2 separate regions of the Homo sapiens genome follow, and region 2 is linked to region 1. The links are chromatin loops, found by intact Hi-C in ENCODE. Cell type or tissue: gastrocnemius medialis. All regions are shown on one strand. Each heading gives the region's core, and the rest is flanking DNA. Links, peaks and the distances in the headings are about the cores only.

Region 1 (15,489 bases), core at 4,766-12,765:
AGAGATACTTCCAATGGCTGTTGTTTTACTGCAACTACTACTTGCCATTGATTGAGTGCACCTGGCACTTTCTATGCACCCATTTCATTTAATCCTCATCACCATCCTTTTAGTTAGAAAATATGATGTCCATTTGTCAAATGAAGAAAGAGGACCTGAGAAGTTAAGACACTTAAATCATACACCCGATTGGTCTCAGATGTCAGTTCAAATCTCTGACCATATCATGCTTAATTCAAATGCTTAACCATTAAGCCACATTGCAGGAAGAAAAATTCTTTTCTGATAGTGAGGGCTTCCAGAAGCCATGGCAGCCACAAAGGCCTTGGTGACCAGGAATCAGGCTTTTTTACTGTGTGCCTAGGAGAATGCATTACCATTACCTTTAAGGGACTGTGGGAGAATAAAGGCCAAGGTGCATATGGACACACAAGGGCCCTTGCTCTAGAGATCTTACAGCCTCTGAAACCTCACAGGTGAACATACTTGGTAGTTCTAGTAAAATGCCACTGAGAATTCCCAGATTGAGGCAGGGTCCTCAGATTGAGAAAAGTTATAACCAAATTTTTCCAAGTTATGCCTCGTCCTGAAGCCCTGGGGCTTTAAGAACAACAGTAACAAACTATTTAGGCATTTCTAAGACTTGTAAGTAGGAAAAGAATTATTTCAGAGATGGAACCTAAACATACAATTGTGGGGGGAAAATGCACTTTGTGAATACCTTGAATATTGTAGCATAGATAAATGACTCGAGGATTAAAAATGCATGAAACATGCTTGCAGAAGGACCCGATTACAATAGCAAATAAGGCTTAAGGAACTGATGCCATTTTGTGAATTGGGTGTGTAACATGGCAAAGCTATCTCCTTTTATAATGTCATGTTTGTGTATATTCACACTTATGCATGGACATGCATCTATTATAGTAACTCGGTAAAATAACCAGAGGCTATAGAAATTCCTGCCTAGACTTGGGTTTTTAGACATGCTTTCTTTATTCTCAACACCCGTGCACATGAGAAACTGCAGCTCAAGCACAGACTTGGCAGGCAGAGCCTGTTCACTGTTTTCTTAAACGCTCTTCCTTTCTGTACAGTCGTACCTATTTTAGGGGCACTAAGCAGCCTCACACTCGCCTCTCAGGCTTCTGAAGGGTATTGAGTACTTGTTTGGAGCACATAATTTATGCTGTGCTGAAAAATAGCTGAGACTGTAATGGTGCCCAGAGAACCCAAGTTCTCTGAAGACCAAGATCACATTAATATGCAGTATTTCATTTACAAACCCCTTCTAAGTAGGTTTGAGAGGATAATGCCTTGTTTGAATAATAATATAGCACATTTTACTTTTCAAAGTGCTTTCACATAAATCATCCATCTCATTTTATTTTTGAAACAATGAGGGAGATAAGGCCAGGATTATTACCTATAGGGAATCAAAAGCTCAGAAAGGTCAAGTGATTTACTCAAAGTCACATTGCAAGTTCTCTGTAAAGCTGAGATTAGAAGCTGTGATTCTCCCATTCCCAGCTCAGCTGGGTCTTTTTAAAAGCGTGTTAGGACCCACAGCTTCATGGGTGGAATACTGAAATTCTCAGGCCCAGCCTCTTGCCTCTAAGTGTTCCATTTCTATACTTTGCTTTTAGCATCATTTAGATGTCGTGGTCTTAAAAAATGGTAATAAATTTTAAATAAAAGTGTATAATTTAATCTTTTCTTTTAGGAAATGACTTTAGAAATTCAACCTGAAAGCATTATCAATTTCTTGAGCTAAGTTTACAAAATTGGATGCAAGTTGCATATGACAGTGATTCTTGATATTTGTTTTTCATCCTTATGTTTAATCATAGGCATGGTTTGAGTTTCATGTGAGATAACTAATGGGAAAGCACTTTGTAATTTTGAAACATTGTGATAGTAAGAGCTGACATGACAGTGTCAGAAATTATTTAATTAATTTAGTTTAACAGTTTCAATTTGTTAGAAATGGTATTTTGACTTGTTCACATAGTATCTATGCTTAGTCCCTTTTTTATAAATTTCATTTTATAATTCTTTTAAATACATACATTCATGTTATTTTATATAATATGTGATTAAATATATGTGTATATACATATATAAATTACTATTTTTGTCTTTATTAAATTCTCATACATACTGGGATTCTCTCACTTAATTTTCTAGTTTTTAAAATATTCTTAAAGCTTATGGGAAATGTTCCAATTAATTCACTCTGGCACCATGATCTGTCTATAACTTCAAAGGGCTATGCTTAAAAATCCAAAAGCCATAAACTAAAGGTATTTTATGGAATTTACTTGACATTTCAGAGGAAAACGAAGGCATTACAAAACAAGCATATTAAGTATACGATTCACATCCCAACAGCTCAAAGGCAAGGAAGACTGAGGAAGCTAAGTTACTGGCCATATGTTTAATAAATATAAGCTTAATGGCAGTGAATGTATTAATGTCAGCGAAGACAAGTCTATGAAGGTATGTAGTCCAGTGTGAACCCTATCTGGCATGCACTGATCTTTCTGTTCATAAGAATCTTAACCATGCCAATCTTCATGATTGTTTTAGCTCTATTATGCAATAGGTAAGTGTCAGCTTTGGGACAGATACCATAGTAACGGTAGACTTACAATTACAGTAGAATCAAAATATATCTTTGTCAGCCAAGTATTTGACAAGATCTTGGTATATCCTTGTGTATATTAAAGAAAGCCAGGCTGGATGAGAACATAGCTGGAGACTGAAAACCGACATTCCAAGATTGTTGATTAGTTAAATGAAATTCTGAATTTTTGCACCACTGAATTCTTTCATTGGCCATGAATGTAATACTTTATCAAAGTTTTGGATGAGAACATTGAGGGCAGGGTTATTCCCGGTTATTCCAGATGACCCAGAGCACTGAGGATTACTTTCACGACAGAAGAACCAAGAATACAAAACCACCTCAACAGATTATAACCAAGTAGTGACATTTACCCAGGATATTAGTAAAGTTCCCCACATTGATTCAAAAAATAAATTGTGTAGATAAACATTGCATTTGAACAATACAAATGTTCTAAGATATTTATACTTTTTGTCATCTTTTTCTGCCACAAATGAGCTGTATAATCTGGCCAGAAATACCTAGGTAAATACGGTGTTTCTCTATTTTACTTTGAATGTAAGACTCAACTTCAGTATCTAAGTGTTAGTGAGTATATTTTTATAAGTACTGTTGTTCCAAATCACTTGCTGTCAGTTTAATTCTGTAAATGCATGACAGGTGCCTAATCTGATTTAAGCATCACAGAACATTCCAGGAAAAAGGAAATGAATAAGATGTCATCTCTGACCTCCAAGGTTTAATGGAGAAGGCAGGCCCCCAAAGCAATCAGTGCAAAGACACTTACAAGAAGGGTGCTGTGGCTACCTAGCTATCAGCTGTGACAGTTGTTCTTGGATTTTCATTTTCATATACACCTCTTTTACCTGAAAGATGTCCCTTGCCCCTTTTTAACTTTGCCTTTTAGGAGTAAGGCAGTGAGCTATTCTCACACCACTGTGAAGTCATCAGTCCATCTTTCCCTGACTAATGGCTATAAAGCAGCAAGAGTTTCCTAATTGGCATTTCAAAGAACACTAGGGATCAATTACACATAAAATGTTTATTTATAAAACTGTCATAAACTACAGGTTCAATTTGTTTGACCTTCTGGTAATTAGCACAGACTTACAATAGAGAAAGTTAGGTTACACCAAATACTTTTATTCTTGTTATTTCTACAGGAAAGAATCAAAGCACACAAACAAAACAAAAAAAGTAATAGCAGCATATTCTTCCCGGTGGGAGCAAGAGAAGAAAAGAGTACTCTACCTATCCCCTTTGCCTTCATCTTCTTTCTAAAGGCAAATATGCATTCTCAATCAAGCACATTTGCATTTGGAAATAATTTCCTTGTTGTTTAAAAGGCCTCACTTTTACTCGTCTTGCTCAAAGAACACAGGTGTATCAAAACACTTTAGGTTATTCCCAAATTGTTTTTCCCAGATTGTTTTCTTCAGAACACTAGACCTGAGGGAATTCAGTGGTAAAGGGGTACAAAACTGTTATTAGGCAAGTTTTCCCTCTCTTAGAAATTCACAAGACACTTTACCATATTAGAGTCTTATCCCTTGGTTTAACCAACTATGTTCTGACATTATGTGTTTCCTTGTGGTATTAATTATTTAGTTTTATTGCTTTCAGAAGCTTAGTGTTACTACTATTGACAATATCTACTTTACTAAGGGAGAAATTATAGAGAGGCCAAAACACCTCAAAATTTAGAATGGGAAGAGGAAATGAGGAAAGTGTGTGTGTGTGTGTGTGTGTGTGTGTGTATGTGTATGTGTATGTGGGTGTGTCTTGGGGAAAAACTGAGACACTGTGAGAAAATATTATAATTGAGGTTTTCTTAAATTAGCATTTAGGACCACTAAATAAATAAATTTCACTGTTCACAGAAATTTTAAGAACACATGATATAATTAAAAACAACTTAAACTAAATTATTCCTTTGGCAGATAAGTTCATGTGGTTACAAATTTTCTGGACTCATGAAATGTATAATATGTAGTATTATTTTAAACAGGTCAACATCACTGTAGAAAGATACTAAACCTTAGAAACCTGTGAAGTGGGAAACACTAATATCCCAATTTTACAGTTAAACAGGCACAGAGAGGCTAAGAGTCTTGCCAAAGGCCACAGAGGAAGGAAGAGACTAAATCTGGAACAAACTTTCTATTCTCCATTTCCAGAAGAAACCACTAAACCATGCTTCCTCTTGTCATGGAAGCTTAAAATATTTGGTATGGTCATCTTGCCTTTTTTTTTCTTTCCAGTGACTGTATAAAGGCTTTCGAGATGGTAGTGGTCAAGCTGTCCCTTTCTTTTGCAGCCTTCTCTATGCTTGTCTCCTTGGTGGTGCAGCAGCAGCTTATATTTTCTTTGCTTGGCTTAGGAAGCTCCCTTTGAGGGTTTCTGAATCCCTGGCCTTTTGGTGATGTTTGATGCAACAATCCTCTTTACCTGCAACCCACATCACTGACCTTGGAGCTCAATGAACTTTTCATTTACATGCACAGTCAAATTAAATTTGCCTGGCCTTTGAAAACTTACATCTGTTGAGTGTATAATTTGTATTGCCATTTGTTCCACAGATGTGTAACAAGACAAATACCTGTCCAGGCTTATAAGGGATTCAGAAATGCTTACGTTAATCATGCTGGTGGAAAGAGGTTAAGGGCGATACAATAAATCAGTCTCCAAATGGTTTCACTTGGAATGGCCTGGGAGAACAGGGTTATTTTTATCCTAGGATGCTTTTAATTTGAATCAAAAATACTTTACCACATGTTCTGCCACAAGTTCAAAAGGATTGGTAACAAACATTTAATCTTTTTCTTTTCGTATTGGCGCTAAGCCCTCATCAAAAAGCGTATGCAGTCAGGCAGCTTATCTCCACTGAGCTGCTTCCCTTAATGTGTTCCTAATTATAATCGTATATATGGCTCACTGTGGCTGATTGAACAATATGGCAGTAATTTCTTTACAGGCCTCCCTGCTCTTTGAACTGTGAGTACAGAGGGCTAGAACAGAACCAGATCAATGGGATTTGAGTGCTGGCAAATCAAGCCAGATGCGATCTTTAGAGAATGAGTTTCCAGCTGTTTCCCAGAAAGGGACTTCAACAGACAGCTGGGGACCTTATCATTATCATCATGATCATCATCATCATTCCCAGTAAATACACTCACAACTCTTTACAAAACGTGCAACTATTCTCATCTCTTCCTAAATCATTACCCACCATAAAGTCTCCCAAATGCTTTGAAACTGTGACTATGTAAAACAGATAAGCCTGTGACTGATGATGTGGGAATGGAAACATAATAGTATTATATTGACACTATATATTTGTCAGTGCTGCAAGATGTGCAGCTGAAAGCAATGTCCAAAATTTATTTTTAAGATACCAAATACTCACAACATTTCCATGTGTTTGTAAGAGGGAGATAACATAATCCTCATTTTCTTGGTCAAAATGGCATGTTATTGCTTTGTGCGTACATCTTTGTGTCCTCCACATCACTATCACCGTGCCTTGTTCGAGGCAGTATCCAATAAATGTTTCTAGGAAGAATAAGTGCTTGCTTTGTATAGAGCCTTGTGCTGTGGGGGAAGACAGCAAGCTTAATACATCCAAAGGAAGTTGCTGTGGCCCTATAAAAGGCTCCCAATTAAAGAGACCCTAATATATGAATTTAAAATGATAATTACTTTGAACAATTTAAGGATCATTAAAATGAAAGAAAATGTCCAATAGCAGAGGGACTCACAAGCTTTCCCAAATGCAACTGACCGAGTTAGCTGGTCTATGTGAAATAATTTATGCCACCTTCAAAAGCCTACCTCGTAAAAATTCTTCCTCTTTAGCCTGCTCTGGGGTTCCTAAGTCCTGCTCTTGGCCTCCCTTTTTCAGGACTGTCTGTGGATCCAGGGAGGAATTTCAGAAGAGCCAGGATTAGTCAATCAAATTAAACTCAATATCACCCAAATAAAGTTGGTCAGGTAAAATAAAGAAGTTGACACGGGAGGTGAAGGTCAGGAGAATGAGAATATTGAGTGATCCTGAGATATGGGAAATGACGAGCAAGTCTAGGGATCTGTTTGGTTTTTGTTTATTTGTTTGTTTTGAGCAGTGCTCATAGAAGAGGAAATCTGAAAGTAGGAGCAGAGTAGGGTGGACATGGAAGAGACACAGTCTACATGACTTTGTTCATACTTTGCTTAAAAGATTTTCTCTAATTTATTTCAACTTTTATATTTCTTAGTAAATTCCTTGAAGATAGGGACCACCAACGATCTTTTGCTCATTACTTATTCTTAGCACTTGAAAAAAAGCAAATACGAAATATTTATTTTTTAACCTTTGTATCATTACTGTATCATAGTAGATGCTCAATAAATATTGGAGTAATAAGTAACTATTTACAATTTTAATTTTAACTATCCTCAACTGAAAAACTCTTCTGGACATTTTAAACTCTGGTTCTCAAACAAAACAAATTAAAAACCTTTTAGAGCTAAAAGTGTATTATAAAATAAAAATGTCTTTCAAAATAGACCTAGAGTGTGCAGCTGATGAATAGCGAATATTTAGTTATATGTACTCAGCTAAACTAAAAGTTCTAGGAACTGTATCATTTTCTATGGGAACAGAGGTAAATAATTTATTTTAATCTGGTATGTATATGTATATAAAACTACATCAGTATTACCTGCATGTGATTAAAATCACACAACATGTCTTGAAACTATTTTTCCTCAGGTAACACAGATAGTAAACATGAATTATTTGGATCTGTGCTCTCCAAATATATTTGATTACTCTCTTTTATCAGTTAAAAATTACAAGAAAAACTTTTGAGCATGCACCCTCAATATATGTATATTTATTCATGAATTGTATATATACTACTACTATTTGTATTAATATTCAATTTCTTCTTTGCTTTAGATCAAACTACGTTTAAATAAGAATTAAAATGCCATTTGTCCATCACCTAATGGCTCAATTTGCTCCTGCCTTGGGTGTGCACACCCTGCTCTGGAACAGACCAGAGCTCTAAAGAAGTGACTGGAAGTTGTGAATGTCATTGTTATGAAGCTTCAAATTTGCTCTCCTCTTTAGGACACAGACATGGCATTAGAGAAGGGCAGAAAACTGCACTTGGCTGTGCATAGAGAACACTAGAGACCTCTTGTGCAAGAGAGGGGACTAGGTTGCGTAGTGTAATGAGAGAAGCATGGGTTTTGAGACCGCTACAATGTCTGTGTCTTCTTGGCCAACATTTCAGTAAGAGTAGTAAGCATATCTCCACAATAGGGTTAAGAGAACCAGTGTCTTCTGAAAAACACATGAAATCATCGTAACCCTGCTAAGTCTGTGCTTTGCAAAAATTAAAACTAAAACTAATTTTCACTATGACTCTGTTATTCTTCCTTGTTCCTAGGCCACAGGTGGGTGAGAAAATTTCGGTTAAGAGTTGGATAAATCAGAGTAAGTTGTTACTTCTGAGGATCAAGGGCAAGTAATTGGATCAGGGATGGGTAAACAGAGGGTTTCAATTCTGCATATTATATTTCAGTGAGTAGGTACAGAGATGATTGTTTTATATCCTTTCCTTCTTATTGAATCTCCTTTTTTTTAAGTGAATAATGAAAAATAGTAGAGATTATACTGGAAATTTAGAAAAGTCCTAGGATTGGGTTTACTACAATAATTTAAATAATAAGGTTAATATGGGATTGTAGATGCATGCATTACACTAAAGAGACTTGTAATGAGGCCCAACTCAGTGGAGTAAGTTGTTAGAGAATTTGGACTTCTTCCTTTTAAGGCTGACTTTGGAAGGGTGAACACTGTGGCATTAAAAAAAAAAGTTTAACTTCCTTTCTGGAGTGCATACCAGTTCTTATAGCTTGTATAAGCCCTCTATTTTATGCCATTGGGTCATCACAAGTTCTGTAAAATTCTCCATTATCATTTTCATGGAAAACAAATCCATTGTAATTCAATTGAACAATTACACATTGATCGTCTAAAATGTGCCAAACATAATACAGAACATGCATTTTATAGGAAAATTGGACTGCTCTAAGATATGTAATAAATCATCTTCAATTTTATGAAAAGGGAAGCCAGGCATGTTAATGGAGTTTGTTTTTATAAACATGAAGTGTTTGGGCATGTTTGATTTTTCAGTTGGGCTGCTCAGCCAAGCTTAGTTAGCACCTTGTAAAAATGAGTTGTTTCTCATTTCCTTAATGGAAAGCAGCGAGAGTCATAGCTAAGATCCCCATATCAGCTGGAGGCCTTCTGTAGCACTCCTTAAGCCTCTGAGGTTAGATCCAGGATGCAAATCCGTCTGGTTACTTGAGACCAGAAAGTGTGTTTCTCCAGAGAATTTAAACTCTCTCCCCATCAGTCATAGACAAGGAAACTATCTAAAAGCAGATCTCTGTTTTCAGATCTCTTAAGTTGGAAGAAAAGTTTTATTGATAAGCATTTACATCTTAATAATTTCTTGAAATATGTAGCTGGTTCATCATTTTTACAATTCATTTGGCCTTCAGAACACGCCATAATTCTGCATCTGTGTGGATATCAATTTTCTTAGTAATATAATGTTAAGAATGTGATAAAACAGGGAGCATGTTGGAACTGTTCCTTGTCCTGTGGCCTTAACAAGCCACAGCTGTATCAGCAGCTGGTCATTGAAGGAGCCTGGTCCTAGCCTCTCCCAGCGTCCTTTTTCAGCTAGATCAAAAGGAAATATACCAGGCAGAAGGTTTTATCATCAAAGCCTATAGAAATCTGTGGGAACCAATATTTCCATTTAGATTGCTTCAGCCTCATCAGACTGAAAAGATTTTTCTCTAGTGGGACAGAGGTTGTTAAATCAGCCAATTTGAAAAGCTTTTTCATCCTCACTGAGTTTATCAAAGAAAAGGAATATGGTGTCAAAAAGTTTGTTCACCCCCCAACATGCTTTACTAAGCTCTCAGCTTTTTCTCTTACCAATTATTTTAAAAGTTGTGTTAATTACCACTAGTGATTGTTTAATGGCGATTTTACTGAAAGTAGTTGCCATAGATTTAATTAATGAACCCCAAACTCCTGCTATTTCAAATGCAGGTAAAGCTAAGGAGCAACTATTATGAGGGAGTGAGTATATTATTCACTTCTAGAAGGAGTAAAATAATTTTTTTTCATTTAAAGGCATTAAAATAAATATTTATCTTAGTTGTCTCAGATGACACTGTTCAATACAATTGCTTGTCCAGGCTAAGTTCAGCCTTTCATTCAAAGGGCTCACTGATGCCACAGAGAAGTGTTGAGAAATATTCTGTGTTTATTTTTAGCCTATTTGTACCCATGGCCATCTCAGTTTATTTTTATTCTAAATTCATTTTTGCATTTTCTTAATATGTAAAGTATTCTTATAGAGAATACTTAAATATTCTAATAGGCATTCTTATCATATACTTCCTGGATTTTTGCAGTAGCTTTCACTATAACTGGTATTTTCATCTCTGTTCTTTTCTTTCTGGAAAAAAGAATTCTGCACACAACTTCCAGATTTATCTTCTTGAAACACTGATTTTTAAAAAAATTTTAAGATCCAGGGTACACGTGCAGGATGTGCATGTTTGTTACATAGGTAAATGTGTGCCATGGTGATTTGCTGCACCTACCAACCCACCACCTATTTTTAGCTATTTTTCTTGAGGCTCTCCCTCACCTCACCCTACTGATGGGCCCCAGTGTGTGTTATTCCCCTCCTCATGTCCATCTGTTCACATTGTTCACCTCCCATTTATAAGTGAGAACACGCATTGTTTGGTTTTCTGTGCCTGCCTTCGTTTGCTGAGGATAATGGCTTCCAGCTCCATCCATGTCCCGGCAAAGGACATGACCTCATTCCTTTTATGGCTGCATAGTATTCCATAGTGTATATATACCACATTTTCTTTACCCAGTCTACGATTGATGGGCATTTGATAGATTTCATGTCTTTGCTATTGTGAATAGTGCTGCAATGAACATACGCATGTGTGTATCTTTATAATAGAATAATTTATATTCCTTTGGGTATATAACCGATAATGGGATTGCTGGGTCAAATAGTATTCTGGTTTGAGGAATTGCCACATTGTCTTCCACAGTCGTTGAAGTAATTTACATTCCCACCAAGGTGTAAAAGCGTTCCTATTTCTCTGCAGCCTCGCCAGCATCTGTTGTTTCTTGTCTTTTTAATAATCACCATTTTGGCAGGCATGAGATGGTATCTCATTGTGGTTTTGATTGGCATTTCTCTAATGATCAGTAATGTTGAGCTTTCTTTCATATGTTTGTTGGCTGCTTAAATGTCTTCTTTTGAGAAGTGCCTGTTCATATCCTCTGCCTACTTGTTAATAGGATTGCTTGTTTTTTTTTCTTGTAAATTTGTTTAAGTCCTTTGTATAATAGATTCTGGATATTAGAACTTTGTTAGATGGATAGATTGAAAAAATTTTATTTCATTCTGTAGGGGTCTGTTCACTCTGATGACAGTTTCTTTTGCTGTGCAGAAGCTCTTTAGTTTAATTCGATATCATTTGTCAATTTTAGCTTTTGTTGTAATTGCTTTTGGTGATTTCATCATAAAATCTTTTCCCATGACTATGTCCTGAATGGTATTGCCTAGATTTTCATCTAGGGTTTTCATAGTTTTGGGTTTTACATTTAAGTTTTTAATCCATCTTAACTTAATTTTCGAAAAAGGTGTAAAAAAGGTTTCCACTTTTAATTTTCTGCATGTAGATAGCCAGTTCTCCCAGCACCATTTATTAAGTAGGAAATCCTTTCCCCATGGTTTGTTTTTGTCAGGTTTGTCAAAGAACAGATTGTTGTAGATGTGTGGTCTTGTTTCTGAGTTCTCTATTCTGTTCTATTGGTCTATGTGTCTGTTTTTGTATCAGTACCATGCTGTTTTGGTTACTATAGCCTTGTAGTATAGTTTGAAGTTGGGTTGAGTTATGCCTCAAGCTTTGTTCTTTTTGCTTAGGATTGTCTTGGCTATATGGGCTCCTTTTGGGTTCATATGAATTTTAAAGTAGTTTTTTTCTAATTCTGTGAAGAATGACAATGGTAGTTTAATGGGAATAGCATTGAATCTATAAATTATTTTGGGCAGTATGGCCATTTCATGATATTGATTCTTCCCATCCATGAACATGGAATGTTTCTCCATTTGTTTGTGTCCTCTCTGACTTCCTTGAGCAGTGGTTTATAGTTCTCCTTGAAGAGGTCCCTTACTTCCCTCGTTAGCTGTATTCCTATGTATTTTATTCTCTTTGTGGCAATTGTGAAGTGAGTTCACTCCTGATTCGTCTCTCTGCTTGCCTGTTGTTGGTGTATAGGATTGCTTGTGATTTTTGCACATTGATTTTGTATTCTGAGACTTTGATGAGGTTGCTTATCAGCTTAAGAAGCTTCTGGGCTGAGAAGAAGGGGTTTTCTAAATATAGGGATATAGGGATGTGTCATCTACAAACAGAGACAATTTGACTCCCTCTCTTCTTATTTGAATATGCTTTATTTCTTTCTTTGCCTGATTGCCCTGGCCAGAACTTCCAATAATATGTTGAATAGGAGTGGTGAGAGAGGGCATTTTTGCCTTGTGCCAGTTTTCAAGGGGACTGCTTCTAGCTTTTTCCCATTCAGTATAATATTGGTTGTGGTTTATCATAAATGGCTGTTATTATTTTGAGATATGTTCCTTTGATCTGTAGTTTATTGAGAGTTTTTAACTTGAAGGGATGTTAAATTTTATCAAAAGCCTTTTCTGCATCTATTGAGATAATCGTGTGATTTTTTTCTTTAGTTCTGTTTATGTGATGAATTATGTTTACCGATTTGCATATGTTGAACCAGCCTTGAACCCCAGGGATGAAGCTGACTTGATGATCATGGTTAGATAAGCTTTTTGATGTGCTGCTGGATTCGGTTTGCCAATATTTTATTGAGGATTTTTGCATTAATTTTCACCAGGGATATTGGTATGAAGTTTTCTTTTTTTGTTGTTGTTGTATCTCTGCCAGGTTTTGGTATGAGGATGATGCTGGCCTCATAAAATGAGTTAAGGAAAAGTCCCTCCTTTTCAATGGTTTGGACTAGTTCCAGAAGAAATGGTACCACTCCTCTTTGTACCACTGGTATAATTCCTCTGTGAATCGTCTGGTCCTCGGCTTTTTTTTGGTTGGGAAGCTATTTATTATTGCCTCAATTTCAGAACTCATAATTGGTCTGTTCAGGGATTCAACTTCTTTCTGCTTCAGTCTTGGGAGGGTGTATGTTTCCAGGAATTTATCTATTTCTTCTAGGTTTTCTAGTTTTTTTTTTCTTGTTTTTGTTTTTGTTTTTGCATTGAGGTGTTTATGGTATTTTCTGATGGTTGTTTGTATTTCTGTGAGGTCAGTGGTGATATCCCTTTATCATTTTTTATTTTGCCTATTTGATTCTTCTCTCTGTTATCTTTATTAGTTTAGCTAGTGGTCTATTTTATTAATTTGGTCAGAAAATCAGCTCCTAGATTCACTGATTTTTTTGAAGAGTTTTTTTTGGTCTCTATCTCCTTCAGTTCTACTCTGACCTTGGTTATTTCTTGTCTTCTGCTAGCTTTTGAATTTGTTTGTTCTTACTTCTCTAATTCTTTGAATTGTGATGTTAGAATGTCAATTTGAGATCTTTCTTCCTTTTTGATGTGGGGATTTAGAGCTATAAATATTCCTCTTAACACTATTTTAGCTGTGTCCCAGAGATTCTGGTATGTTGTCTCTTTGTTCTCATTAGTTTCAGAGAACTTCTTGATTTCTGCCTTAATTTTATTATTTACCCAGGAATCATTCAGGAGCAGATTGTTCAATTTCCATGTGTGGTTTTGAGTGAGTTTCTTACTCTTGAGTTCTAATTTGATTGTGCTGTGGTCTGAGAGACTGTTTGTTATAATTTCAGTTTCCTTGTATTTCCTGAGGAGTGTTTTACTTCAAATTATGTGATTGATTTTAGAGTAAGTGCCATGTGGTGCTGAGAAGAATGTATATTCTGTTGCTTTTGGGTGGAAAGTTCAGTAGATATCTATCTGGCCCACTTGATCCAGAGCTGCGTTCAAGACCTGAATATCTTTGTGAATTTTCTGTTTCGATGATCAATCTAATATTGACCATGGGGTGTTATAGTCTCCCACTATTATTTTATGGGAGTCTAATTCTCTTTGTAGGCCTCTAAGAACTTGTTTTATGAATCTGGGTGCTCCTGTATTGGATGCATATATATTTAGGATAGTTAACTTTTCTTGTTGAATTGAACCCTTTACCATTATGTAATGCCCTTCTTTGTCTTTTTTGATCTCTTTTGGCTTAAAGTCTGTTTGTCAGAAACTAGGATTGCAATCCCTGCTTTTTTTCTGCTTTTGATTTGCTTGGTAAGTTTTCCTCCATCCCTTTGTTTTGAGTCTAGTTGTGTGTTTGCGCATGAGATGGGTCTCTTGAATACAGCACACCAATGGGTCTTGACTCTTTATCCAGTTGCCATTCTGTGCCTTTTAATTGGGGCATTTAATGTTGGTGTTATGTGTAAATTTGATCCTGTCATCATGATGCTAGCTGGTTATTTTGCAGACTTGTTAATGTAGTTGCTTCATAGTATCATTGGTCTGTGTACTTCAGTGTGTTTTTGTAGTGTCTGGTAACAGTTTTTCCTTTCCATATATAGTGCTTCCTTCAGGAAATCTTGCAATGCACACCTGGTGGTCATGAATTCCCTTGGCATTTGCTTGTCTGAAAAGGATTTTATTTCTCCTTTGCTTATGAAGCTTAGTTCATCCAGATGTGAAGTTCTGGGTTGGAAATTATTTTATTTAAGAATGTTGAATATTGACCCCCAATCTCTCCTGGTTTGTAGGGTTTCTGTTGAGAAGTCTGCTGTTAGTCTGACAGGCTTCCCTCTATATGTGACCTGGCCTTTCTCTCTGGCTGCCCTTAACTTTTTTTCTTTCATTTTGACCTTGAAGAATCTGACAATTAGATGTATTGGGGCTGATCTTCTCCTGGAGTATCTTACTGGGGTTCTCTGGATTTCCTGAATTTGAATGTTGGCCTACCTTGCTAGGTTGGGGAAGTTCTGGATGATATCCTGAAGTATATTTTCCAACCTGGTTCCATTCTCCTCATTTCTTTCAGGTAACCCAATCAGTTGTAGGTTTGATCTTTTTTACATAATCCCATAGTTCTTGGAGGGTTTTTTTGGTGCCTTTTTATTCTTTTTTCTCTAATCTGGTCTGCCTGTCTTGTTTCAGCAAGCTAGTCTTCAGGCTCTGAGATTCCTCTGCCTGGTCTGTTTAGCTATTGATACTTGTGGTTTCATTGTGAAGTTCTCATGTTGTGTTTTTCAGCTTCATCAGGTCATTTATGTTTCTCTCTAAACTGGTTATTCTGGTTAACATCTCCTGTAATGTTTTATCATGGTTCTTAGTTTCTTTGCATTGGGTTAGAGCATACTCCTTTAGCTCAGTGAAGTTTGTTATTACCCACCTTCTGAAGCCTACTTCTCTGTCAGTTCATCCATCTCATCTCAGCCCAGTTCTGTGCTCTTGCTGAAGAGGTGTTGCAATCATTTGGAGGAGAAGAGGCACTCTGGCTTTTTCGGTTTTTAGCACTTTTGCATTGATTCGTCCTCATCTTGGTGAACTTATTTACCTTTGATCTTTGGGGCTGCTGACCCTAGGACATGGTTTTTGTGGGGTAGTTTTTGTTGATATTGCTGTTGCTTTCTATTTGTTTGTTTGCTTTTTTGTTTAACAGTCAGGGCCCTCTGCCCATAGGACTGCTGCAGT
Region 2 (15,489 bases), core at 2,848-10,847, 410 kb after region 1:
TAGTAGAGATGGTGTTTCACCATGTTGGCCAGGGTGGTCCGGAATTCCTAACCTCAGGAGATCTGCCCGCCTCGGCCTTCCAAAGTGCTGGGATTACAGGTGTGAGCCACCACGCCCAGCCTCGAAGGTATTTTAAACAACAATTAAAATGTGTAAGTAGGTTGGGCACGGTGGCTCACGCCTATAATCCCAGTACTTTGGGAGGCCGGGGCAGGCTGACCACGAGGTCAGCAGTTCGAGACCAGCCTGGTCAACATGGTGAAACCCTCCACTAAAAATACAAAAATTAGCCGGGCGTGGTGGCGGGTGCCTGTAATCCCAGCTACTCAGGAGGCTGAGGCAGGAGAATTGCTTGAACCCAGGAGGTGGAGGTTGCAGTGAACTGAGATCACACCACTGCACTCCAGCCTGGGCGATGAGAGCAAGACTCCGTCTCAAAAAAAAAAAGTGTGTAAGTAAACTTAAATGTGATAATGCATATTAACTCACTTGAAGTGGGACAATATGAATAACTGTGATCAGCTTCAAGCACAACAAACAATGAAAAATTATGTCATGAATACCGGTTGCCTAGCCAATGGCAATTATAAAACACCATTGATTGCAAGATGCCTTCTAATTTCAGAGATGCACAAATGAAAATACAAATGTTCATCCTAGAATTGAGTAACTTTGTTATATCTCTAACACTCAATTGATAATAACATTTTGATGTGTTATTATTTATGCTCTTTCTTCCTGCAACACCTTCAATATACATTTACTTATTTATTGATTTATTATTTTTTGAGACAGAGTCTCGCTCTGTCACCAGGCTGGAGTGCAGTGGCGCCATCTCAGCTCACTGCAACCTCCTCCTCCCGGGTTCAAGCAATTCTCCTGCCTCAGCCTCCTGAGTAGCTGGGTCTACAGGTGCGTGCCACCAGGCCCAGCTAATTTTTGTATTTTTAGTAGAGACAGGGTTTCATCATGTTGGCCAGGATGGTCTCAATCTCTTGACCTCGTGATCCTCCCGCCTCAGCCTCCCAAAGTGCTGGGATTACAGGCATGAGCCACCACGCCCAGCCAATACCTTTATTATCTACTGAATTATTTTCCATTTGGGAAGTTATTAATGGAAATATGTACTACTTGGGACTATGAATGAATTCTTAAAGTTCTTCTGTTAGTGCATTCAAAGTAGATAAACATTGGATAAAACTAGTCCATAAGTTAATTAACATGGCTATTTCTTTTAGTAGGAACATTGCAAAAATCTATATATGTAGAGACATACATGTATATACACCCATGCATACATTCTCTGTGGAAAAATAATAATCCATTAAAGAACATAACTATATTATCAATATATCCATTTAACAGTTCCCTTTAATAAGGTACTTTATTTAAAAGGGAGTATCTCTTTTAATTATCAGATCACTCATGAAGTATATATTACAACTACCATTTTTAGGGAAGAAACTGAACCACAGAGAAGTTAAGTGATTTGCTCATGAAGACACTTGGCCTACGGTTCTATAGCTAGTGTTCTTCCTATTAAGTCATGTTATAAATTTTACACATTTAATATTTTATAGATAGTTGCTATGCTTTGAATATGGTTTTGTCCCCACCAAAATTCATGTTGAGGTTTGGTTTCCAATATAACAGTGTTGAAAGATAGTGAGAACTTTAAGAGGCTTTGGGGTCATGAAGGATCCACCCTCATGAAGGGATTAATGCCATCTTCAGGGAATGAGTTCAGTTACTGAGATCAGTTACCAAGAGAGAGAGAACAGGTTGTTAAAAAGCAAGGCTGTGGGCAAGCACAGTGGCTCACTCCTGTAATCCCAGGACTTTGGGGGACCAAGGTGGGCAGATCACTTGAGGTCAGGAGTTAGAGACAAGCCTGGCCAACATAGTGAAACCCCATCTCTACTAAAAATACAAAAATTAGCTGGGCGTGGGGATGGGGACTTATAATCCCACCTAATTGGGAGGCTGAGGCAGGAGAATTGCTTGAACCCAGGAGGTGGAGGTTGCAAAAAGCCGAGATCATGCCACTGCACTCCAGCCTGGGTGATAGAGCAAGACTCAATCTCAAAAATAAATACATAAATAAATAAAAGCAAGGTTGCCCCTTGTATTGTGTCTCTTTTGCACACATTCACTCACTGCTGTCTCCTGTGCTCTCACCGTGTGATGCCAACTGCCATGTTATGATGTAGCATGAAGTCCTTGTCAGGTGTGGCCACCCAATTTTGAACTTCCAGGGACAGTGAGCCAAATAAACCTCTTTGCTTGATGAATTGCCTATGAATTGCCCAGTATTTTTTTTTTTTGAGACTGAGTCTCACTCTGTCACCCAGGCTGGGGTGCAGTGGCGTGATCCCGGTTCACTGCAACCTCTGCCTCCTGGGTTCAAGCTATTCTCCTGCCTCAGCCTCTCAAGTAGCTGGGATTACAGACCATGCCCAGCTAACTTTTGTATTTTTAGTAGAGACGGGTTTCACCATGTTGGCCAGGCTGGGCTCGAACTCCCAACCTTGGGTGATTCACCCACCTCGGCCTCCCAAAGTGCTGAGATTAGAAGTGTGAGCCACTGTGCCTGGCTGAATTGCCCAGTCTTAGGTATTCTGTTATAATAACAGAAAATGGACTGAGATAGTTGTAATAATCAACAATAATAGATCCACACACATTTCAGATTTCTATCTTATTAATGGATAATCCAATTTAGAGTTACTTGTCATACAAAAAAATTTCATTGCATTACCAATGGAATTACCTATGTCTTTTTTTTCAGTAGAAGTGTATTTTAAAGTCAATTACTTAGGTGAGTGGGCAGAAAATAACATGTTAGAACCTATCAACAATGAAAGATGAGTGAGGAAAGGAAAAAAAGGGCTTCTGAATATATCTTTAATCAATAATACAACTTTTAAAAATTGATTGTTACTTATAATGGTTTATACTCATCTGAGTGCAGTGGCTCACACCTGTAATCCCAGAACTTTGAGAGGCTGAGGCAGGTGGATCACGAGGTCAGGAGTTCAAGACCAATCTGGCCAACATGGTGAAACTCCATCTCTACTAAGATACAAAAAATTAGCCAGGCGTGGTGGCGCGCACCTGTAATCCCAGCTACTTGGGAGGCTGAGGCAGGAGAATCGCTTGAACCCAGGAGGTGGAGGTTGCAGTGAGACGAGATTGCGCCATTGCACTCCAGCCTGGGTTACAGAGCAAGACTCCATTTCAAAAAAAAAAAAAAAAGGTTTATACTCATGTTTGCTCCAAAACTTTTCAAATAACTTAGAATAAATGAAAACATATGTACCACAAATTGGAAATTGGCCGGGCGTGGTAGCTCATGCCTGTAATCCCATATCACGCCACTGCACTTCAGCCTGAGCGACAGAGCGAGACTCCATCTCAAAAAAAAAAATAAAAAAAAGAGAAAAAGGAAAATATATATACCACAGATTAATTAAAACTAGGGTAGACTAATAATTTTACTTAGTGAACCATTCTAAAAGTAGGGTTTTCATTTCTTATTTATTTAAAAAATTTTTTTTAATAGAGACTGAGTGAGTCTCACTATGTTGCCCAGGCTGGTCTTGAACTCCTGGGCTCAAGTAATCTTCCTGCCTTGGCCTCCCAAAGTGCTGGGATTACAAGCATGAGCCATTATGCCCAGTCCATTTTGTGTGTTTTTTAGGCAACAAAGGAGTTTTGTGAATTTTATGGGACAGTTGACTAAGTTTTGTATTCAAAACAAATTTATGTCCAGTAAGAAACATCAGGCCAGGCGCTGTGGTTCACACCTGTAATCCTAGCACTTTGGGAGGCTGAGGTGGGTGGATCACAAAGTCGAGAGATAGAGACCATCCTGGCCAACATGGTGAAACCCTGTCTCTAAAAATACAAAAATTAGCTGGGCGAGGTGGCACGTGCTTATAGTCCCAGCTACTTGGGAGGCTGAGGCAGGAGAATAGCTTGAACCCGGGAGGCAGAGGTTGCAGTGAGCCAAGATCGCACCAGTGCACTCCAGCCTGGTGACAAAGTGAGACTCCCATCTCAAACAAACAAAAAAAACAAAACAAAACAAAACAAAACAAAAAAAAGACCAGGCGCGGGGGCTCAAGCCTGTAATCTCAGCACTTTGGGAGGCTGAGGTAGGCGGATCATGAGGTCAGGAAATTTAGATCATCCTGGCTAACACAGTGAAACCCCGTCTCTACTAAAAATACAAAAAAATTAGCTGGGTATGGTGGTGGGCGCCTGTAGTCCCAGCTACCCGGGAAGCTGAGGCAGGAGAATGGCATGAACCTGGGAGGCAGAGTTTACAGTGGGCCAGAGATCGTGCCACTGCACTCCAACCTGGGCGACAGAGCGAGACTCCATCTCAAAAAAAAAAAAAAAAAGAAACATCAATAAACAACATTTATAACATCAACAAACTCTAAAAATGCACATCTCTTTGTATATGTGTGTGTGTGTGTGTAATTACTAGAAGCCATTATTTAGAAACTTAAATCTCTTATAAATAAACATTGATCTGAAATTTATTAATTCTTTCAGCTTCATATCACTTTTTTTCTTCTTTTTTTCAAGAACGAATCCCTTTCTCATCCATGCTTGGCTGTCTGGACTCCTACCTACCACTCCATTTTTGGAAAATCATCCAAGTCCCTTTGTGACATTACCCTAAGAAACTTCCCTGATCCCACTTACTACACCCAAGATAGAGTTAGTCACTTCCCCTTCATATGTATTTTAAGTCTTTTATCATGTTTCTTATACTCTATAGTAAATACATATGTAGTTGTCCTACAGACAACTTCCAGCAAGGCAGATGATGTCTTATACCTTCAGTATTTAAAACTGTGCCTGACAAGGGGAACTGATAGGGGGTGGAATTCAACTGAAGTAAGTTCGAGTTACTATTTCTTTAGTACTTACTTTGTACCAATCACAAAGGCTAATATTTCACGCACATCTCTTCAGCCTTCACAGTAACCTTTCGAGCAGGAAGTATTATCTCTCAGATGAAGATGTTAGGCTTGGGAAAGTTGAGTAACTTGCCTTTGGCCACACAGCTAATAAGTAACAGAGAAGGACGTTCGTACAGGGGCTTGTCACCAAGGCTGATGAACTTAAAGCACTATAGGAAAGTAGGTGTATTGGACATATATTGATATTTTACAGATACAGGTCATTTTTCTTTTCTTTCTTTTTTTGAGACGGAGTTTTGCTCTTGTTGCCCAGGCTGGAGTGCAATGGCACGATCTCGGCTCACTGCAACCTCCGCCTCCCAGGTTCAAGCGATTCTCCTGCCTCAGCCTCCCGAGTAGCTGGGATTACAGGCGTGTGCCGCCACACTCGGCTGATTTTTGTATTTTTAGTAGAGATGCGGTTTCATCATGTTGACCAGGGTGGTCTCGAACTCCTGACCTCGTGATTCGCCTGCCTCACCCTGGGATTACAGGCGTAAGCCACCACGCCTGGCCCCCTTTTCTCATAGAATTTTAGAGGCTTCGCACTTAGAATGGAAATTCCAAAGTTATGGTCACAGTAATCTCCACCTGTCCTTTGACCTCTTTCTCTCACACAGCCGACAGCATTTCTTGCCGTGTGTCGGAAGGATATATGAATATATCACCTTCTCCTCACTACTCTCTCAGCTTTCTCTGTGGCAGGTTTATTTCTTTTCTCTTTTTTCTTTTCTTTTTCAGAGAGGGGGTCTTGTTCTGTCTTATACTCACCACAACCTCAAATTCCTGGGCTCAGGTGATCCTCCCACTTCAGCCTCTTAAGTATTAGCTAACAAGTAACAGAGAAGGGCATTTGCACAGGGGCTTGTCTCCAAGGCTAATGAACTTAAAGCACTATAGGAAAGCACGTGCATTGGACATACATATTTTACAGATACAGATCATTTTTCTGATAGAAAAATTTTTCACATGTAGTCCTAATAGCTAGGACTACAGATGCATGCCACTATGCCTGGCTAATTTTTTTTCTTTCTTTTTTTTTTTTTTTTGAGACGGAGTTTCGCTCTTGTTGCCCAGGCTGGAGTGCAATGGCACGATCTCGGCTTACCGCAATCTCCGCCTCCAGGGTTCAAGCAATTCTCCTGCCTCAGCCTCCCGAGTAGCTGAGATTACAAGCACGCACCACTATGCCCAGCTAATTTTGTAGTTTTAGTAGAGACGGGGTTTCTCCATGTTGAGGCTGGTCTCGAACTCCTAACCTCAGGTGATCCGCCTGCCTCAGCCTCCCAAAGTGTTGGGATTACAGGCGTGAGTCACCGCGCCCGGCCCTGCCTGGCTAATTTTTAAATATTATATTTTTTAAAGACAGGATCTTTCTATGTGCCCAAGCTAATCTTAAACTGCTGGCTTCGAGCAGTCCTCCTGTCACTGGGATTACAGGAATAAGCCCCTCACGCCCAGCTACAGCAGGGTTTCTCGAATTAAGCATTATTGGGATATTGGGCTGGATAATTCTTGTTATGGAGGGTTGTCCTGGGTATTGTAGGATGTTTAGCGGCATCCCTGGCCTATACCCACTAGATGCCAGTCGTTTCCCACTCCAGCCCCCAGTAGTGAAAACCAAAAATGTCTCCAGACTTCGACAAACGTCCCCTGCCGGGTCAAATCACCCAAGGCAGGAAGCAGACAATTCTACCAGTCTTTTTTTTTTTTTTTTTTTTTTAGTTGGAGTCTTGCTCTGTCACCCAGGCTGCAGTGCAGTGGTGCGATCTTGGCTCACTGCAACCTCTGCCTCCCGGGTTCAAGTGATTCTCCTGCCTCAGCCTCCCGAGTAGCTGGGACTACAGGCGCCTGCCACCATGCCTGGCTAATTTTTGTATTTTTAGTAAAGATGGGGTTTCACCATGTTGGCCAGACTGGTCTCAAACTCCTGACCTTGTGATCCCACCTTGGCCTCCCAAAGTGCTGGGATTACAGGCATGAGCTGCTGCACCCGGCCGGCTACCAGTCATTTTCTATGATTTATAATCTAATTCCTAGATAATCAGCTTCCAAAGGGTCATGAGCAGTCATTCCTCATTTGCTTGTTCATAGTCATAGATCTAACGAATGCTTTTTCCCTATCTACCATAATACCTTTTACACTGAAGATACACAATAAATACTAAATTAGTGACAAGTAATTACACTCTGGGCCTATAGTTTTGGTTGTTCATGTAAAAGGGCAAAGAAACAGATGACACATTATCAGAGTCACATCATGTGACTTTTCACAGATGGTTTGAAGTAAACCAGTACTCTGTAAAATAATTCATATTTTCAGTATTTCCAAAGTTTAAGCTTACACTTACAGTTCAAACAAAACTAAATCAATTAGGCTCTATCCTAATGGTGTGTAGGTCAGAGTCCAGGTGACATCAAGACCTAAATGCAAATGTTGATTGTGTGGTTGCCCATGTTCCTGGAGTCAGTTACTCACTACTAGAGTCATGTGTCAGAGACAAACATCTCTTGGGGCATCCTAGCCATTAGCTTTGCCAACAGAGCAGGTACTAAATTTATCCAAAGGCTTTGTATGTGCTATTGCTTGATACATGCTAGGCTGCTTGGTCACTACATTTTATAATGTTCACAGTGGCCATTAGATATGCAAATTTTTTGTTTTGTTTTGTTTTGTTTTTGTGGCAGAGTCTTGCACTGTCATCTGGGCTGGAGTGCAATGGCATGATCTCGGCTCACTGCAACCTCCCGAGTTTTCCTGTCTCAGCCTCCCGAATAGCCTCTCGAATAGCTGGGATTACAGGCACACACCACTACACCCGGCTAATTTTTTGTATTTTTAGTAGAGACGGGGTTTCACTATGTTGGCCAGACTGGTCTCAACCTCCTGACCTTGTGATCCGCCGGCCTCAGCCTCCCAAAGTGCTGGGATCACAGGCATAAGTCACCACACCCAGCCTAGATATGCAAACTTAAATGCTGTTCTGAACTTACAAACATGACTTTCTAATAGGAAACTCAGGAGCGGCCTTCTAGTGTGAGTAGCTACAGATATATTTTGGCTATTTTATGACTACTTTGGAGGAGGAAATCTGCGTTTGAGGCCAGGATGGGTGCACTATGCCTACTAGGAATCTGGAGAAATGAGAGATGATACAAACATGATATTTATTGGAACCCTGCTTGACTGTAAACACTATTGGTGCAAGTCAATAAACTAGATTTTATTTGGAGCAAAAACTGTTCCAAAAATGAAAGTTGCATTGGCCTAGGAACTGGAGAGGGTCACATAGGTTTTGAGAGGCATGTGAGCCTGAGCAGCCAGGTCTCGGGTATTTTTTGACAAGGGCAGAATTGCTCCAAAGCTCAACCACTTCTTTTCACAATATCATTTACACTTTTTTTTTTTTTTTGCCCCCCTAACTTGATTATTTCCAATTCATCCTTCTCTAGGTTCAGAAGCAAGCTAAAACTATGGGTTAATGGCAAAAGGTAAATTCCAGCAAGAACTGGAAGAACAAGAATAGACAGATCTTTTCAACTTGTTTCTTAGTTCTACATCTTGAAAAAGTATTTTTTTATTTGTATTTTTTTAAGGGAAGATTTTAGTGAGTCATGAATCTTAAAATTAAGAATAAACATAGCGACTGGGCGCAGTGGCTCACGCCTGTAATCCCAGCACTTCGGGAGGCCGAGGCGGGCAGATCACCTGAGGTCAGGAGTTCGAGACCAGCCTGACCAACATGGAGAAACCCCGTCTCTACTAAAAATACAAAATTAGCCGTGTGTGGTGGCACATGCCTATAATCCCAGCTACTCAAGAGGCTAAGGCAGGAAAATCACTTGAACCCAGGAGGTAGAGGTTGCGGTGAGCTGAGATCATGCCCCTACACTCCACCCTGGGCAAGAAGAGCAAAACTCCATCTCCAAAAAAAAAAAAAAAAGAATGCACATAGCAACATGTAGTTGTTCACATATTCATTAAACACCTCTACAATTCATTTTAGGATGTGGATATGGGATGGTGAGCATAGTTTTATTTAATGAGTGATGCTAATTCTGTTGCAACTGTCTTAGCAAAAACTCTTGAGGTATTTAAGTATCTGAAACCATTGCAAAGACATGGCGATCAAACCAACTAACGAGAATGCATCAACGTTTCCCTCAATTTCTGCACTCTCATAGCATCTTGCTTGTGCTTCTAAGTCCTGTCTTGCATTAGAGTTGCTACCGCTTTCCTTTTGCATTAGATCAACTAGCCCAGTAATTTGTAAGCAGTAGGCATCCAAAAACTAGGTTGAAATGCCAAATTTATATTTCTGTGCCCAAATTCTCTTCCAAGTGAGTCCTTGTATTAAGTCAAATTATTTATTCATCTCTGTGTATTAGCAACTGTTTTGAGAAATAAATTCATAAGTGATGCTGAAGCCTTACATGTCTCATCTAGCCAAGCCAGAGGCCAAGGCTTCTTTCTAATCTCCTTTAACAGTTTATTTAAAAAAAAAAAAGTATGAGTTGCCAAATAAGACTGACTTTTAAAAATTATTTAAGTCAATCAATCAAAATGTAGTATTAAATAAAAATGTAAAATATTTGCTAGGCGTGGAAAAAAGTTTAAATGTTACTTTTTTCCTCTTTTGCTATATTTCTATCTCCCTTTTTTCTTCTTTGATTGTAAATTAAATGAATGTATTAAGTTAAATTTTGACCAGAGGTGCAGTATCATCAGCGGTATTCACATTTTGCCTCTCATTATTCACACAGTTGTCTCTTGTGGTGAAAAGGGAGTGGCAGTGTGGTGTACAAATAAAATCTACAGTATAGGACATATACAGTCTTACTCTTATCCTCTTGTGAATGGCCAAACCCATGATGAAATACTCCAGATGTATAGCTTTACTCTGATGATCAGTTTTATGTCAAATCAGATAGGCCTTGTTAAAATTCTAATCTGATCTCCACTCAATGGAGACCCACCCTTAGTATGTCATAAAGAAGTGAGGCATTAGACCAAATTAAAATAGAAATTAACATGACTTTTGCCTTAACGGATATTGCAAACCAGAGACTGGATACTGATACAATAATGACGTGACTAGTTAATAACCTACTATTATATGTTTTCTTTATGAAAACAATGTAAAATATTCTCCACAAGTTGACAGACCTGTTTTTGAGCTGTACAAATTCAGCCCATTTTCAAAGTTGAAACTTCTGTGTTTATACCCTGGTCCTTGTGCACATTTAGGAGAGGAAGACAAATGGCCAATTGTGGGTATGACTTCAAGTGAAACTCTAAAACCATTAAACCTTTGAAAATTTTGACCTAAATGCTTAAAAGTTAATAAATTACATCAAACCCATCAACTGCCTATCAAATACCTTACAGCACTGTGCAAGAGCAAATTCATTTATCTGACATCATCAGTACCTTAACTTACATATCCTGGAGTCAAGTAGTCCTTGAGACAGAAGTATACTGAAGAAAGAAGTTATGCAAAAAGTTTGGTTGGGATTACTTGCCTGGGTTTTGGCTTTCTTCTTTCACAGACAATCCCCAGAGCAAGCTACAACATGGCAGAAATTTGGCAGGGCCTTAAAATCTCCTCCTCAAAACACATAAATGAATGTTTTAAGTAACAACAATCAAGTTGTCATTCTTATATGAATCTCAAATATAGAGCATCCACAGGTTTAAAAAAAATTAAAAAGCAAGAAACCACAAAAATGATTAAAATTCCCCTAAATGCTTAGCAGTTATGTTTGCATTATCATCATACTTTTACTCTATCACATCAAAATAATGGCCATTGGATTACAAATTTATCATGTTATAATTTTTCATGAACTTTAAATAGAGATTAAGAAATTGAGGTTATTCCTCCATATTTTTTCCCAAGTGAGATAATTTGCAACATTAAAACAGTTATTTTTGGCCAAGTGTGATGAATCACCTGAGATCAGGAGTTCGAGACCAGCCTGGTCAACATGGCAAAACACAATCTCTACTAAACATACAAAAATTAGCTAGGCATGGTGGCGTGCCCCTGTAGTCCCAGCTACTTGGGAGGCTGAGGTAGGAGAATGGCTTGAACCCGGGAGGCAGAGGTTGCAGTGAGCCAAAATCCCACCACTGCACTCCAGTCTGGGCAACACAGCAAAACTCTGCCTCAAAAAATAATAACCTAAAAAATAAATAAAATTGCTGGGTGCGGTGGCTCATGCCTGTAATCTCAGCACTTTGGGAGGCTGAGGTGGGCAGATCACCTGAGGACAGGTGTTCAAGACCAGCGTGACCAACATAGTGCAACCCCATCTCTACTGAAAATACAAAAATTAGCCGGGCATGGTGGTGCGCACCTGTAATCCCAGCTATTCAGGAGGCTGAAATGAAGCAGGAGACTCTCTTGAACCCGGCAGGCAGTGGTTGCAGTGAGTTGAGATGGCGCCACTGCACTCCAGCCTGGGTTACAGAGCAAGACTTTGTCTCAAAAAATAAAAATAAAAATAAGAAATTATTTTTAATGCAGTGAATGAGTGCCAGTTGCTTTTAATCTATTAGACATAAATATTTAATCTTCCATATTTTGAAAATTAATTCTATGCTGGTATATAGATAAAGTCAACATTTAACAGGTTAGTTGGAAGCTTCTTGAAAAATCCAATTTTCTTTTTTTTTTTTTTTTTTTTAAGACAGAGTCTTACTCTGTTGTCCAGGCTACAGTGCAGTGACACGATCTTGGCTTACTTCAACCTCCACCTCCCAGGTTCAAGCAATTCTCCGGCCTCAGCCTCTCAAGTAGCTGGGATTATAGGTGCCTGATACCATGCCCACTAATTTGTATTTTTAGTAGAGACGGGGTTGCATCATGTTGGCCAGGTTGGTCTCAAACTCCTGACCTCAAGTGATTCACTTGCCTCAGCCTCCCAAAGTGTTGGGATTACAGGCGTGAGCCACCATGCCTGGGCTCCAATTTTCTTATTTATCTTTAAACAAATTATTTTCATAGGACTTAATATACTTAATTCAAATCCTCTTCAAATTTCAGTTGACTATCACTTTATGCTCAATATTCAAACCAATGAGTTATACTTTAGAGATCAGAGCCCATTAAAAAACTGAATTAGAGGCCGGGCGCGGTGGCTCACGCCTGTAATCCCAGCACTTTGGGAGGCGGAGGCGGGCGGATCACGAGGTCAGGAAATCGAGACCATCCTGGCTAACACGGTGAAACCCCGTCTCTACTAAAAATACAAAAAAATTATCCGGGCGTGGTGGCGGGTGCCTGTAGTCCCAGCTAGCCGGGAGGCTGAGGCAGGAGGATGGCGTGAACCCGGGAGGCGGAGCTTGCAGTGAGCCGAGATCGCGCCACTGCACTCCAGCCTGGGCGACAGAGCGAGACTCCGTCTCAAAAAAAAAAAAAAAGAAAACCAAGTTAGAAAGCAATTCCTAGGTCAGTAGTTGCCACACTGCACATAATCACTTGTAGAATGATTAAAAATGCTAATTTCTAGGCCACACCATCAGATTCTGACTCAGTAACTATGGGAAGAGGTTCTTACTTTTTCAATAAACACTCAATGACATCTGATGCAATATGTCTAAGAATACTTTGAAAGCCACTTATGCGGTGAAAAAAAAATATTTAACTCACAATTTTTATACCAAAAAGAGCTCTGTCAATGCACATGGCAGTTTTTGATGAACAAACCTAATCAGTCAAAATTTTTGTGCTTTACACATCTTGAAAACTACATAATGAATAAGAAACCCTACCCTATTCTCCAGCAACGGAATTCTTCCTTAGACCACCAGGGTGACGTTTTAAGAGTGTTAGAATTGAAACATTCAGTAACTCAAAGTTGAAGCTTAAATCATTTCTAAGTTAACTATGTTTCTTGGAGGAAGTCAGAGGAAATTGAAGGTCCTTAGAGCAATGTCTTAATGTAGGAGGCTATATAGTTCCTTGAAAGCCAATTTTAAAAAACATAACAGAAGACAACCTGTGCTAAGAAGGAGCCTCAGAACAGGAAACAAGAGATTAAACAATAATGACAGATAAATTATTTTCTAGACTTCCAGTGACTCTTGGCAGCAAAAGTACAAACTTTTGGAAAAAAAAAAAACAAACATCAGCCACAAAGTGACTAATCAAGTGACTTAAAACCTAGTATTTGTCAAGATGGGCTTGCAGCAGCTTGCTGTACCTTTGCTTCTAAAAGACAGCTCCAAGCACACTGACTCTCATGCTGCATCTTTTTCCCAGAGCAACAATTTTCTGAATAATCTGATTGAATAAGTCAGGGCCTTAAATTGGCCTTCTTTGTCTTGAGTAAGACCAATATCAGATCAAATTTTATGATACCAAATACCAGAATCAAAGCAAGTTCTTTTTTTCATGTCTTTTCTAACATAAGGAATTAGGTAAAATGGTGATGTTTCAGAGTCAAAAATTAAACAGACTGGAAAAAACACTGCCACGATCAGCTAAGTCAAGAAAATATTTTTGGCCTTAATTTTAAGAACTGATCTGTGAATACTGCATGTCTGAGACACAGGTGACATTCAATAAATGTTTATTGAGCTAAACTCATTTCACTAGTTTTGAATTATCCTCATGGAATTAATCCTTGATACTGTATATAAAGAAAAAGCTTAACTGTTAATTTTTAAGGAAAGTCTCCTGAATCAAAGATTTAAAAAAAAAAACCAAAAAAAAACCTCTGCAGAACAAACACAAGTCAGATAATCTGCAAAAAAAAAAAAGGGGGTGGGGGAACAAGAACAATGATATAGCTAAAATCAGCTCCCATATAAGTACAGATAGTAAGTTAAATGTTCTCTTGATTGCTAGAATTGTCTCTGAAAAATCATCAAATCCAGCTTACTTTAAAGCGGCAATCATAAAATAATTCTATAGACAAGTGATTAACTATTTCATTAAAATGTTACCCTTAACATAAAATGTAGTTTCTTACACTTGAAAGAAACAAGATAAAAGAAGACAAAACAGCTCAGTTTAATTTCAAACGTTAATATATTTTCTATTTTATATTGGACATATGCATCTGTAACCCCTCATTTGCAGCAACTATCACATCCTCATAAAAGGGGCAAAATTTGTAAGATGCCTCTTAAAATAAATATTCTTTTTTATAAAATAATAAAACTTCAAATAAATATTCTTTACACTAAACAATATGTTGAAAAAATTAGAAAATAAAGGTTGAATTTTACTGTAACTGTACAATATACATGAAGTCCAAAGGGAAATCAGAGTCTTACAATAAAGGCTTTCTGTAAGGCAAAATACAATCTAAAAACATACTGATTGATTCACATTCTTCCGAATGTACAACATATTAGTATAATATTTTGTGTCTGTGCCATGTAGTATGGCACAACTTGTTTTTCACAGTTGCAAATATTATTGTATATACAAAAATATAGCACATTCTCTCTGGAGAAAACAATGGAAAAAAGTCATCTGCTAATTTACAAGTTTTGCAAGTACTATTCACAAACAAAAACTTTGCCTAGGAGTGTCTGTGTTGCTTTAGCTTATGCAATACATGGGTCACCAAGTTCTGTATCTCATACTTTGAGCTCCATTAGCTGAGTTCTAACAAGCATATCAGTTAAAACGGCACATGGACAAAAAGCATTTCACCGCAAACAGCAAAGACTATCCCACCTTTCTATTAACAGTGCCAAGATTATAACTGTTTAGTTGGTTGCATATGTGTATTAAAAAAAGAAAGAAAAAATCCTCATTACTGTAATATTCCTGATTAATGATGCTATGTTGGTTTTTCAAAGTTCCTAGGGGGGACAGTGGGAACTTTGCAGCAAACTGTGTTTGAGTTTTTACAGCGGCAACCAGGCCTGTTAACCCGGTCATAACACCCCTGGCACAATTTAAGGCAACCCTTGGCTGGAAGGTAACACCATAAACAAGGCAAAAAGAGGGACATGACACCCATGGCTGACCATCGTGTACAACAGTGAGACTGGCTGCAAGAACATGGGTTGTCAGCACAGTTGTCCTCATCATCATTAGAACAGTGATAGAAGAGACCTTTCACACAGCATACACAAGTCCCATAGTCAATCACGTTCTGGGCCGAGCAAAGGCACTGCTTGTCGCAGATCCAGTCTGATGGCAGAGGCCTTGGGTAGGTGCACTCCTTACATTTGCACTTGCCACAGTCCTCACACCTGTAGGCGTGCAGGCCCAAATCTTCCTTGCTCAGTGGCTTAAGCTCACCTGGCTTGAGCTCAGATTTGGGTTGCACCCGGATTATGCCATCAGCAACAGGCCCGGAGGAGAAGGATGATCCTAGCAGTCTCTGTTCAGAGGAGCTGCTGCTGGTACTTGTCCTCGTACTGCTCCGCGACCCTGAGCTGACCGTGCTTATGGATCTGGACAGAGGGGCTCGTGCAGAAGAATGGACCTGCGAGTGCTGGAGCCTAGGAGGCTGGCGGTGCTCAGGCAGACCGTGGAGTCTCTCG

The links. Peaks named below come from ENCODE experiments on the same cell type or tissue, not always from the same donor. Only the 100,000 strongest peaks of a DNase experiment are listed, where the experiment ranks them.
Region 2: it touches region 1 in a loop (2.2-fold over the local background); 3 of 110 quality-filtered maps call a loop at or near these places.

Annotation. Positions count from the first base shown.
Region 1 is chr13:79,910,004-79,925,492 of GRCh38, forward strand. LINC00382 (long intergenic non-protein coding RNA 382) reads left to right here. Exons shown (of 6, transcript NR_120413.1): 3 at 2,392-2,499; 4 at 4,713-4,857; 5 at 6,531-6,619; 6 at 7,569-8,033. Among named protein-coding and RNA genes, the nearest start is that of LINC00382, 45 kb to the left of the region's middle. In gastrocnemius medialis, for the core only: no CTCF peak of the experiment used is centred there; a DNase peak (open chromatin) is centred at 7,818; H3K27ac peaks cover 1,260 bases.
Region 2 is chr13:80,321,981-80,337,469 of GRCh38, forward strand. SPRY2 (sprouty RTK signaling antagonist 2) reads right to left here. Exons shown (of 2, transcript NM_005842.4): 2 at 13,996-15,489. The coding sequence ends at 14,778. Among named protein-coding and RNA genes, the nearest start is that of SPRY2, 11 kb to the right of the region's middle. In gastrocnemius medialis, for the core only: no CTCF peak of the experiment used is centred there; a DNase peak (open chromatin) is centred at 7,471; H3K27ac peaks cover 1,665 bases.